Regions from separate parts of the Homo sapiens genome. Here region 2 is linked to region 1. Evidence: read pairs that join two places in POLR2A ChIA-PET (ENCODE). Cell type or tissue: endothelial cell of umbilical vein. All regions are shown on one strand. Each heading gives the region's core, and the rest is flanking DNA. Links, peaks and the distances in the headings are about the cores only. Region 1 has its middle 54 kb from the start of EHD3. Region 2 overlaps XDH (xanthine dehydrogenase).

Evidence for each region. Peaks named below come from ENCODE experiments on the same cell type or tissue, not always from the same donor. Only the 100,000 strongest peaks of a DNase experiment are listed, where the experiment ranks them.
Region 2: POLR2A ChIA-PET joins it to region 1 with 5 read pairs; 2 of 35 experiments call an interaction of 5 or more read pairs at or near these places.

Annotation. Positions count from the first base shown.
Region 1 is chr2:31,285,758-31,291,138 of GRCh38, forward strand. No RefSeq gene overlaps it. Among named protein-coding and RNA genes, the nearest start is that of EHD3, 54 kb to the left of the region's middle. In endothelial cell of umbilical vein, for the core only: no CTCF peak of the experiment used is centred there; DNase peaks (open chromatin) are centred at 634 and 2,114; H3K27ac peaks cover 591 bases.
Region 2 is chr2:31,338,485-31,343,865 of GRCh38, forward strand. It overlaps XDH (xanthine dehydrogenase), which reads right to left. Exons shown (of 36, transcript NM_000379.4): 32 at 3,699-3,813; 33 at 2,845-2,910; 34 at 1,005-1,193. Among named protein-coding and RNA genes, the nearest start is that of XDH, 74 kb to the right of the region's middle. In endothelial cell of umbilical vein, for the core only: no CTCF peak of the experiment used is centred there; no DNase peak of the experiment used is centred there.

The sequences.
Region 1 (5,381 bases), core at 126-5,125:
TGCATTTCCAGCTACACGGGAGGATGAAGTGAGAGGATTGTTTGAGCCCAGAAGTCTGAGGTTACAGTATGCTGTGGTCATGCCATTGCACTCCAGCCTGGGCAGCAGAGTGAGGCCCTGCAAGTTAACAATGAGTTAACATAAATATTTCTTGGATGGATGAATAAATGAATGAATGAATATGGGATTGCTCAGGTCAGTCAGACCTGTGGAGAACCTTAATATCAGTCAGGGCTAACAATGTGGGTATAAAAATCAGGCCAAGAAGTCACAAGTTCAAGAGCCCATGGTGGTGGAAATTTGAAGTGACTCAGTCAGCAGGCATGAAGAGAGGCAAAGTGTCGGGGTACCAGGTATGAAGCACCAGCCATAGAGGAGGCTTGACAATGGAGAAAACACCATCGCCAGTGACAAACCTCTTGAATAGGAAGGAAAGGCCAGGGTGAAGGGGCATGGTAAGCATCCTAGAATCACATACACAGGGGTTGTTGGCACCAGAAGAGGATACATGAACCATTTTGTCTGAAGATTCAAACTCAAATGGAAACAAGTGAAGTAGATGGCTCTAAGCCAACAAGCCACGCTGGACTGGTAGAACAGGAGATCGCATGCCCTGGTAGATAAAGGCATTCAAAAATCAGCTACAGACAAAATCTTTTGCCAGCCAAATAAAATAAAGATGAAGAAACCGGTTCAGAAGTACAAGTGCCTGCCAGTTAATGACAGCCCTGTTATTGGAAGCTAGGTCTTCTGACTCCTAAGCAAGACATTGTCAAGACAATGAGGGAGGAAGCAGGGTTTGTGGAGGAGCCAGCTCCAACACAGATCGGCCCTTGAGCCTCAGAGGTGGGCCTCTGAGCACTTTCAGAACCAGCTTTGTTCTAATGCAGATTCCAAAGAAAGGAATCTTTTTTTTTTTTTTTTTTTTTTTGAGACAGAGTTTCACTCTTGTTGCCCAGGCTGGAGTGCAATGGCGCTACCTCGGCTCACTGCAACCTCCACCTCTGGGGTTCAAGTGATTTCCTGCCTCAGCCTCCCTAGTACTTGGGATTACAGCTTTTTTTTTTTTTTTTTTTTTTGTATTTTTAGTAGAGACGGGGTTTCACTACATTGATCAGGCTGGTCTCGAACCCCTGACTTCAGGCAATCCACATGCCTCGGCCTCCCAAAGGGCTGAGATTACAGACGTGAGCCACCGCGCCTGGCTAGGAATCTTATAAAAAGGAATGGGAGATGAAAGCCCAAAGTCGTGGAACCAACAGAAGGATGTAACTCCCAATAGGTAATTAGAAAGAGAGAGACAGAGAGAAAGAGAGAGACTAGCTCTCAGTGACACCCAACAATCAGTCCCTCAGCATTTTTGTGAAATTTGTCATCTCCGGTGTGGTGAACACTAGAAATAATCAGAAGACCACATGGGAACAGGAACAAGGAGGCCTAGCCACAGGACACTGCAGCCAACAGATCCCACACCTTCATCCTTTCATCCAGAATCTGTTTCTCAAGTGCCTGCTGTATTCCACGCACTCTGCCTGGTGTTGGGGACACAAAGGGGAGCAAAGCTGGCCTGGCCTGGGCCTCAGGGTCACTCAGAGTCTAACGAAAACACATTTCCTCTGGGCTCCACCCTTTAGTCCTTATGTGACTTTGACCGGGTTGCTTAACTTCAGTGAGCTTCAGTTTCCACATCTGTGAGATGGAGAAAATAATACCTGTAGGGAGAGAACATAACATGACCTACATAAAGTGTCTATCACAACAGCTTCTCCTCTATGTTCTATTACCTAGGATTTCACATAAAGTAACACATTCTAAAGAATGAAGCTTTTCAAACCTGAAATGGAACATCTTAACTTCGCCTGAATTTGCTACTCCTTATTCCAGGACAAGACAAAAACAGGACCATAACTTATGAGTGGAGACAATGAATATGTTATCAATAGAAATGTACATTTCAAGATAATGCAAATCCTGCTTCCCAGGGTCCAGCATATGCCTCCCTCTCTCACCCCGTGGGCCAAGGAAGGGCTGGCGCCATCTTGGACCATAAATCATTGCAGAACAGTTCCTGGAGGGCACAAACCCCCAGGGCAGAACCTTCCACACAGCTAAAGAATTTCCTGCCAAAACAGATAAGAATTTCCTGTTTTGCTTTTCATTATTACTTTAAATAATCCCATTCAGAGTCTTGAAGGAGGATGGTGAGCAGCAGGGGCTGGAAGGAATGTCAACATCTTTTCTAGATTAACTCAGGATGATAGTAGTGGCTTTGGAAATGGCTAGTTGAGATCTGGTCAGAATACACAAAATGACTGTTGGAAACTGAGTCCTCTCCAGAAGGAACAGTTGATGCCAGCCTAGTTATTCTACAGACCCTAAGCCTCAGGGGAGGGGGATTCCCATACCCGTCCAGTGGAGACAGGTCCTTCAGTCACCCACAGCAGGGACTTGGAGTCAGAGCTGACTCCTCCTTTTGGCTCTTCTCCCTGTCTCTCAGAAGCCATCAGCCTCAGCATGGAGAATAGGAGACCCAAAAATGACCCTTTAGAGAGATGAACAGCTGATGAGCCCGGTCTCCTTTGTTTGGCACTGTACTTTACCCATGCCTTTGACCATGATTCTAGCCCAGAGTGTCCTCTTGCCATGGCCTTAGAGTTCAGGAGGGAGCACCACAGGCTCTCCATCTACTAGAGGGGCAGAGATACCCTTTCCTTTCCCAAGAAGTCTCCCTTAGAAAAACGCATGCCAAGGCAGTTCCAGGCAACTCCCAAACAAATCACCCCTGCTCCTTTGGGATGCTAAGACCACTGTGTGTATCTTTGCATGCTCAGAAAACACAGGCTGGACAACTCAAAGATCCTCTCATAGTCTTGTTCCTGAACTAAACTGAGGGTCAGGCTGCTTATTCTAATAAGCTGCTTATTCATTATTTTTCTAATACTAACGAGATACACATGAACTGGGAGAAAAGGGAGTTTTTATTTCTGTAACTGGTTGTAGGAAGAAGGCCCAGAAATTCTCCCCAGACTAACTCAAAATTATAAAGTTTTCCAGAGCTTATATACCTTCTAAGTTATATGTCTAGGTGTAAGTGCGCATTCATCTAAAGACATAAGTGATTAAATTCTTTTAATATGTAACTGAGGTCTGAGTCTCGAAGACCTTTCTCTGGAGCCTCAGTAAATATACTTAATCTAAATAGGTCCAGGACTTGTCTCCTGCTAAATCATGGAGGTTTGGGGAGTTCCTTCAGACCCCCATAAATTTGTTTGTGGAGGCCTGGGGAGTTTCTTCAGACCCCCCAAAAAACTTGTCTAATTCTAAGAGGGCTCTGTTAAGAACTCCTTCATTATCTTGTCATCCTTCAAGGCCCAGGAAAGGCCTAGGCAAAATTCTTGGTGGGCTTTTGTTACATTCTAGCCTTTGTAATAGGGCACTGGCGCTTTCAGATTTTAATATTTAACTTAACCACTCAGTCAGTGCTGAAACAGTTGTTATGGAGGCCTGCCTTAGTGAGACCTGGCCTACCACAGTCTCCCTAGTGGTTTTGGGGACGCTGGCTTGAATTTCATATCCAGAAGGACTGCTTCAACCCAACTACACACTCCAGCAATCCATTCTCCTCTTCTCCACCCTCCCATGAAGAGAGGAGGGAATGAAGAAACTCAATGGTCACCTTTAGAACTCAGCACTCCTCCCCACACCCCTCATCTCAAACCAGCTCCCCATCCTGACTCCCTGCTTTCTGCAGATAGCACCCCTTTTTTCCAGGCATGCGGACTCAAATCTTCCAGCTTGTCTTCATTCTTCCCTCCTCCTCTTTAGATACCATCAACTGGTCACCAAATTCAGGCCACATGTCAAAGGCACCAAGACCTGTGCTAGGTTCTTTCCCATGTAGTTACTCTTGCATTTGTTCTATTTCCCCTGCTGCACCTGCCCTAAAATAAAGCATCAGGCCTTGAAGCCTTGTCACCTCTCCCCAAAGGATAGCAGTGGCCTCCTGGTCTGCATACTCCTTTGTACTCTCCTCACCTCATCTCTACAGCTGCTGGTGCCATCCCACACACTGCTTGATAAGCTCACAAACCAGCTCAGAAATTTCAGGGCCTGGTCAGGTGCGGTGGCTCAGGCTTGTAATCCCAATGCTTTTGGAGGCTGAGGCAGGCGGACAACTTGAGCTCAGAAATTTGAGTCAAGCCTGGGCGACATTGTGAAACCCCGTCTCTACTAAAAGTACAAAAATTAGCCGGGCATGGTGGTGCACACCTGTAGTTCCAGCTACTTGGGAGGCTGAGGCAGGAGAATCACTTGAACCTGGCGGGCAGAGGTTACAGTGAGCCGAGATCAGTTACTGGACTCCAGCCTGGATGACAGAGGGAGACTCCGTCTCAAAAAAAAAAAAAAAAAAAAAAATTCAGGGCCTAGCAAATGCAAATAAGCTAAACACCCCTTCAAGGCCTTTGATTGCCTTTAAGGCCCTGCATGACCTGGTGTCAGATGTCTCGCTTCTTATTCTCCCCTAGTGCACTTGTACTTCAGCGCATCTAGGCACTAGGCAGTTCCCCATTAAGTTTGCATTCTTGACGTTTGTGGCACTTCTGCTTCTGCTCCTGCCACCCCTTCTAGATTCAGTGTTTTCTGATCTCCACCTCTCAGAGTGGAGCCTTTATGAAGTCTTTCCATGAAGTTCACTGGGGCAAGTGTCTCCCACCACCCCCACCCCCACCCTCACTGATCCACATAGCTCTTTGCACCATATGGGAGGCAGGATTGTTGTCAATTATTTCTAGGGTCTTCTGGGTGCATGGTAGATGACCTCGTGACTTGCTTTGGTCAACAAAATATATGTGGAAGTGACACATGTCATTTCTGGCCAAAAGCTTTAAAGGCCAGTATACACTTTATTATATTTTCTTCCGCATGAAATACATGATGGAAGCTGAGCTTCCATCAGCCTGGGTCCTGCCAACCCACAGGATCATAGGATGTGAATGAAAAAGAGGCCTTTGCCCTGTTGGCTGGAACTGCCATCTTCCAGTAATTTGCCAAAATAATGAACACAAAGGGAAAGAAGAGAGGCACCCGACACATGTTCTCTAGGTCTTTTAGAAAACAGAGCTGTTGGCTGGGTGTGGTAGCTCATGCCTGCAATTCCAGCACTTTGGGAGGCCTAGGTGGGCGAATCACCTGAGGTGGAGAGTTTGAGGCTAGCCTGACCAACATGGAGAAACCCCGTCTCTACTAAAAATACAAAATTAGCTGGGCGTGGTGGCGCATGCCTGCATGCCTGTAATCCCAGCTACTCGGGAGGCTGAGGCAGGAAAATCACTTGAACCCGGTAGATGGAGGTTGCGGTGAGCCAAGATCACACCATTGCA
Region 2 (5,381 bases), core at 292-5,291, 53 kb after region 1:
TGACAGTCAATGGCAAGGGTCACAATATGTCCCAGCTTCCCCACCCACTATGGTAAAGTAAACCACGAGATGAGCAAATGGATGTTTCTTTGGTTACCAAGGATTAGTTGCCTTCCTTCTTCAAACTAGGATTATATGCATCAGCTAAATCAATTTTCAACCATTTTTTCATACTTACTGCAGATAAGGAAGAAATAGAAGACACAATCCTCCAGGCATCTGACCAAGTCTTTTTTTTTTTTTTTTTTTTTTTTTTTGAGACAGAGTCTCGCTCTGTCGCCCAGGCTGGGGTGCAATGGTCCAGTCACGGCTCACTGCAGCCTCTGCCTCCCAGGTTCAAAAGATTCTCGTGCCTAAGCCTCCTGAGTAGCTGGGATTACAGGCATGTCCCACCATGCCCAGCTAATTTTTTTTATTTTTAGTAGAGATGGGGTTTTGCCATGTTGCCCAGGCTGGTCTCGAACTTCTGAGCTCAGGCAATCCACCCACCTAGGCCTCCCAAAGTGCTAGGATTACAGGCATGAGCCACCGCACCCAGCCTGATCAAGTCTTAAGGTCGAGTATTGGCAACTGAAGGAGGTAAAAGGGTGTGTACAAAGGTGCTATCCCATTGGCAGTGAATGTGCTGATTGTCATTGGACCATACTAATGCTGTACCTGTAAAATCATCTCTTAGGATCAAGCACCAGTGACGTACGCCTGAGATATGGGTGTGGGCCAGGATTTAAATGAGAAGATTTGATGAAGGAATCCCTCTAAATTCACCCAAAGAAGTGGGCTTCAGACCATACTAAGGTGCTCTCCTCAACCCAATTTAACTGGTTCTCAAGCAGGACTGCCCAACTATCCCACTGCCCCTACCAAGGTCAGTGTCAAACCATCTTCCCTCCTCAAGATATGCCCTTTGAAGTCCCACCAGGTGGGTCACTGAGGCCTCTCATCACCCGCTGGGGCCTCCCCCAGGGCAGATCAGAAGAGACAGCACAGAGCCAGAGCAATGGTACCTTCGATGCATAGATGGCCTTCTTGTTGGGGCAGTCGCGGAGCAGGGACACCCTGAACTCAATGGGGATGCTGCCAAATGCCGGGATCTTGTAGGTGCTAGGGCCACGGGTGTGCAGGCTCCCCTCGGGGGAATAGTGTAGCTCCTCTAGGGTGAAGAGGCCAAGGCCCTGGACAAATGCCCCTTCCACCTGCAGGATGGATGGAGAGCACAGTTAGCCTGCCACCTTCTTCCCTGAGGACAGATACCACTTGCCACAATGGACACAAAGCGCCAACTGCAGCGCGGCCTGGAATGTAGCTAAAACTGCCCTCTATTGCTTACCTGGCTCCCGCCTCAGCCCTGGGATAACCCATCCGGACTTCTGCCAGGCTTTGGCTCAGGCAGAGCAAAGACATTAACACGGAAGGTCAGTGATTCTAGGTGGGCATGTTTCCCACTACAACCTGCCGCAGTGCAGATGGAGATGTTCCTTCCATGTTGCTACTGGGGAAATGGTGAGCCAAAGCTAAGAAGCAAGCTCACAGGAGGATTTATTCGATAGTAGATTCTTTGAGACTTACCTCCAGCCTTTTTGAACGCCCACCCCTGCCTGTCCTCTGGGAGAAAGTGCCCCCACTGCAGTTCAGCTTACAGGTCTCTCCTAGGGTAACTGCCATGATAGACAGGCCCACACATCTGCTCTCTCAGCCCCCTGCTCAGAAGCGTGACATGGGGCACTACCATACCTCAACGAGCATTCAGAAAAGAAACCGACTGGCAATCATCTTTGGGTCTGCAGTACTGGCTTGGTGCCTGGCCACAGTAGGGGACCATAAATGGTTGTTCAATGAATTAATGAACAGATTGACTAATGGCCAGATTTTCGTATACTCAGTAGTTGTCCATTTTTTAGAAGTACAATTTGTATTTTCTACCAGATGCTCAGTCTTGAATTCTTGATTCCTCCTCTGTTTTTTCCTATCTCACCTATTCTTTATTTTATTTTATTTATTTTTTTGAGACTGAGTCTTGCTCTATCGCCCAGGCTGGAGTACAGTGGTGGGATCTTGGCTCCCTGCAAACTCCACCTCCCAGGTTCAAGCAATTCTCCTACCTCAGCCTCCTGAGTAGCTGGGATTACAGGTGCATGCCACCACACCCAGCTAATTTTTGTATTTTTAATAGAGACGGAGTTTCGCCATGTTGTCCAAGCTGGTCTCGAACTCCTGATCTCAGGTGATCTGCCTGCCTCGGCCTCCCAGAGTGCTGGGATTACAGGTGTGAGCCACAGGTCCCAGCCCTATTTCACCTATTCTTCATAGTAATCCCATATTCTCCTAAAGCGATTTTCTCTGGGACCTCCCTTTACTACTTCTGCTTAAGCCTTTGTGTTTTGCTCCCAGGGCCTTCCACCACTCCATGTTTGGCAGCATCTGCTTCCTGGGGTACAAAAGCTGTCCTAGGTGGAGGAGGAATGAGAAGACAGAAAACTCTTCTGACCTCAGACCCCACTGTCTGGGCATTGATCCCAAACTCAATCCCCATTCTACGTTGTGCTCACACTCAAATTGGGTGTGTGTGCATGTTCACATGTGCATGCCATGTTTCCTCATTTCTCATCTTGTTTTTGAGTTGTGAGTGCCCTTCCCAAGTTGACCCATATTAATTTGCTTTCTGCCTTGAGGGTTGGTTGGACTATCACCAATCTAAATTCTACTTTGGGGGAAACTCCCTAGGTTCCATGTTTCAGCCTGTTTGAAGACAACCTTGGACAACATGTTGTGGCAGGTGGCCCCAGGAGGGGAATGGGGTGCATCGGTGGCCAAGTCTGTCACCACCCTGGTCCCACTGAGCCTCACCTGTCCAATATCAATGGCAGGGTTTAGACTGGAGCCAACATCCATGACAATATCTGTGCGGAGGTTCTAGAGTAGACAGCAAAATTACAAGAAGTTAGAGGAGGAAAAGATGTTTGGAATATGACAGATGACTCATAGTGACCCTCAGACTACAAGTGCCAACCAAAGAGTACGTTCCCAAGCAGAAAGCCCTGGGTGTGCTCAGGCAGAAGTGTTGATGTTCCCACCAAATCTCTGCTGCCACCATCCCCGCTGGAGTCTGAGTTTGTAGCAGCCGGGTAGGAAGTGGGGAGCAGCAATGATCTCTCAGTAACTGGGAATAACACACATTCATACGTGAGTAGTCAGATAGGGTCCCAGAAACCTGGGGCTTTGAATCTGAGTCTGGGTAGATCATGTACAAAAGAGTCAATATACTACGTTCCATGGGCTAAATCCAACTTGCCCCTGTTTTCGTGGGGCCTGTAGGCTAATAATTACATTATTAAATAACTGGAAAAATAAAAAGAAGAATATTTTGTGACAAGTAAAAATTGTATGAGATTCAATTCAAATTCAAATTTCAGTGTCTATAAATCATATTTTATTGGAACAGAGTCACACTTATCTGTTTACAAGCTGTCTATGACTGCTGTCACACTTCAATGGTAGAGTTCAGTAGCTGAGGCAGAGACTGTATGGCCCACGAAGTCTAAAACACTTACTCTGTGGCCCTTTATAGGATGTTTGCCTATCCTTAATGGAAGGCATTATTTTTCCAACCAGAAATCTTGTCTCTATCAGCTCTAGGTATTACAACTCAGTTGTTTCTCTTCTCTTTCCCACTAAGTACTAAAGTTTTGCAAACTTCTTACCTTATGATCTCCTGTTAGGCAGTCGATTTCTACTTCAGAGCAAGCCACCCCATAGCTGAAGTAGTGGAAGGGGTTCCCTGAGTTAGTCTCAAAGCTGTAGCCCAGATTGGGTGTTCTGGGAGAGGAAAGAGAAGGTACTGCACATGTATTAACATGAACACACCCCCTTCCCTATGCACGTACAGCTTGACCCACAACATCTTTAAACCCCACAAGTTTTTGCATTCAGCTGTTCTCCAAAAAAGTCCATGGTTTGAACAATTTGAACCTGTTAACGAAACCCAGATATTCCAGAACATTTTGTCTCTGGGCCCTCCTCTATTTTGCCAGTAGCCCTTCTGTACTCATTCTGTACAGCCTAGCAGTGTTTAGTACCATGCTAGCCTCTGCACAGTAGAAAGAGAGGTAACAGATCCATCTGGGCTCACGAAGGACATGAAAGTCACACTCCAAAGGATGTACTGAATTAGAATCCAAGGTCTTCAGGACTGAAGGTTCTGCCTGTGGTGGCTCTTAGACTGTTCACACAGTTCTCCTGCTTACCTTCTCAAGGTGAGAAAGTTAATAAGATCAGCATCTCATGCTAACCTGGGTGCATCTTTAAGCGGCCACTCCCCACCTGCTGGTCCCTTTGAAAGTTCAACAAATGATTTGAGGGAAATGATACGAATAGAAACAAATGCTCCCTTATACATTTTTAAAATTTTCAATCTGGAGTACCTTATACAATTCCACTTTTGCCTGAGTCATATAAATATATGTGTATATCTATGCATTTGTGCATGTGTATTCACACACCTAGAGTTTACAGTACACTGACTCTGTGTTATTCTATACACTACACAGGAATAACATGAGCTGATATGACCAGATCTGCACAAAAACAAAACCAATATGGGGCTGAGGGAAAAGGCTTCTCCCAGAAAAAACCACCACCAATTCCTTTGACCTCTGCTTTCACCATGCTCCTCTGCTTTGACCTTTATAAAACCTTAGTTTCATGAACTCCAGAAATGTAATAGGAATTTATGAGAAAATGTGTTTATGTATGTGTAGGTCAGATATTAAAAACCTAGAAAGCATTGGCAAAACATTTCTTCACCATATATATATATATATATATATATATATATATATATATATATGCATGTTTATACATATATATGCCTTATACATATATATTCAATGTAATATCTATACATATATATGAGCCACATATATGTTCATATATGGCATAGAAATGTTTTTTTGTGTATATATGTTTATACATATATGCCTTATACATATATGTATAATACATATATATGCCTTATATACTTATATATATGTATATAAAGCATACATATATGTATAAGGCATATATATATGCCTTATATAAGGCATATATATATTCAGTGTAATATCTATACATATATTAGCCATATGTATGTTCATATATATGGCATAGAAATGTTTTGTGTGTGTACATATGTTTATACAGATATATGTCTTATACATATATGTATAAGGCATATATATTCAGTGTAATATCTATACATATATATTAGCCATATATATGTTCATATATAGGGCATATAAATGTTTTTTGTGTGTATATATGTTTATGCCTTATATGTATAAACATATATATGCCTAACATATATATGTTCATATATATATTCATATACATACGGAAAATAAATG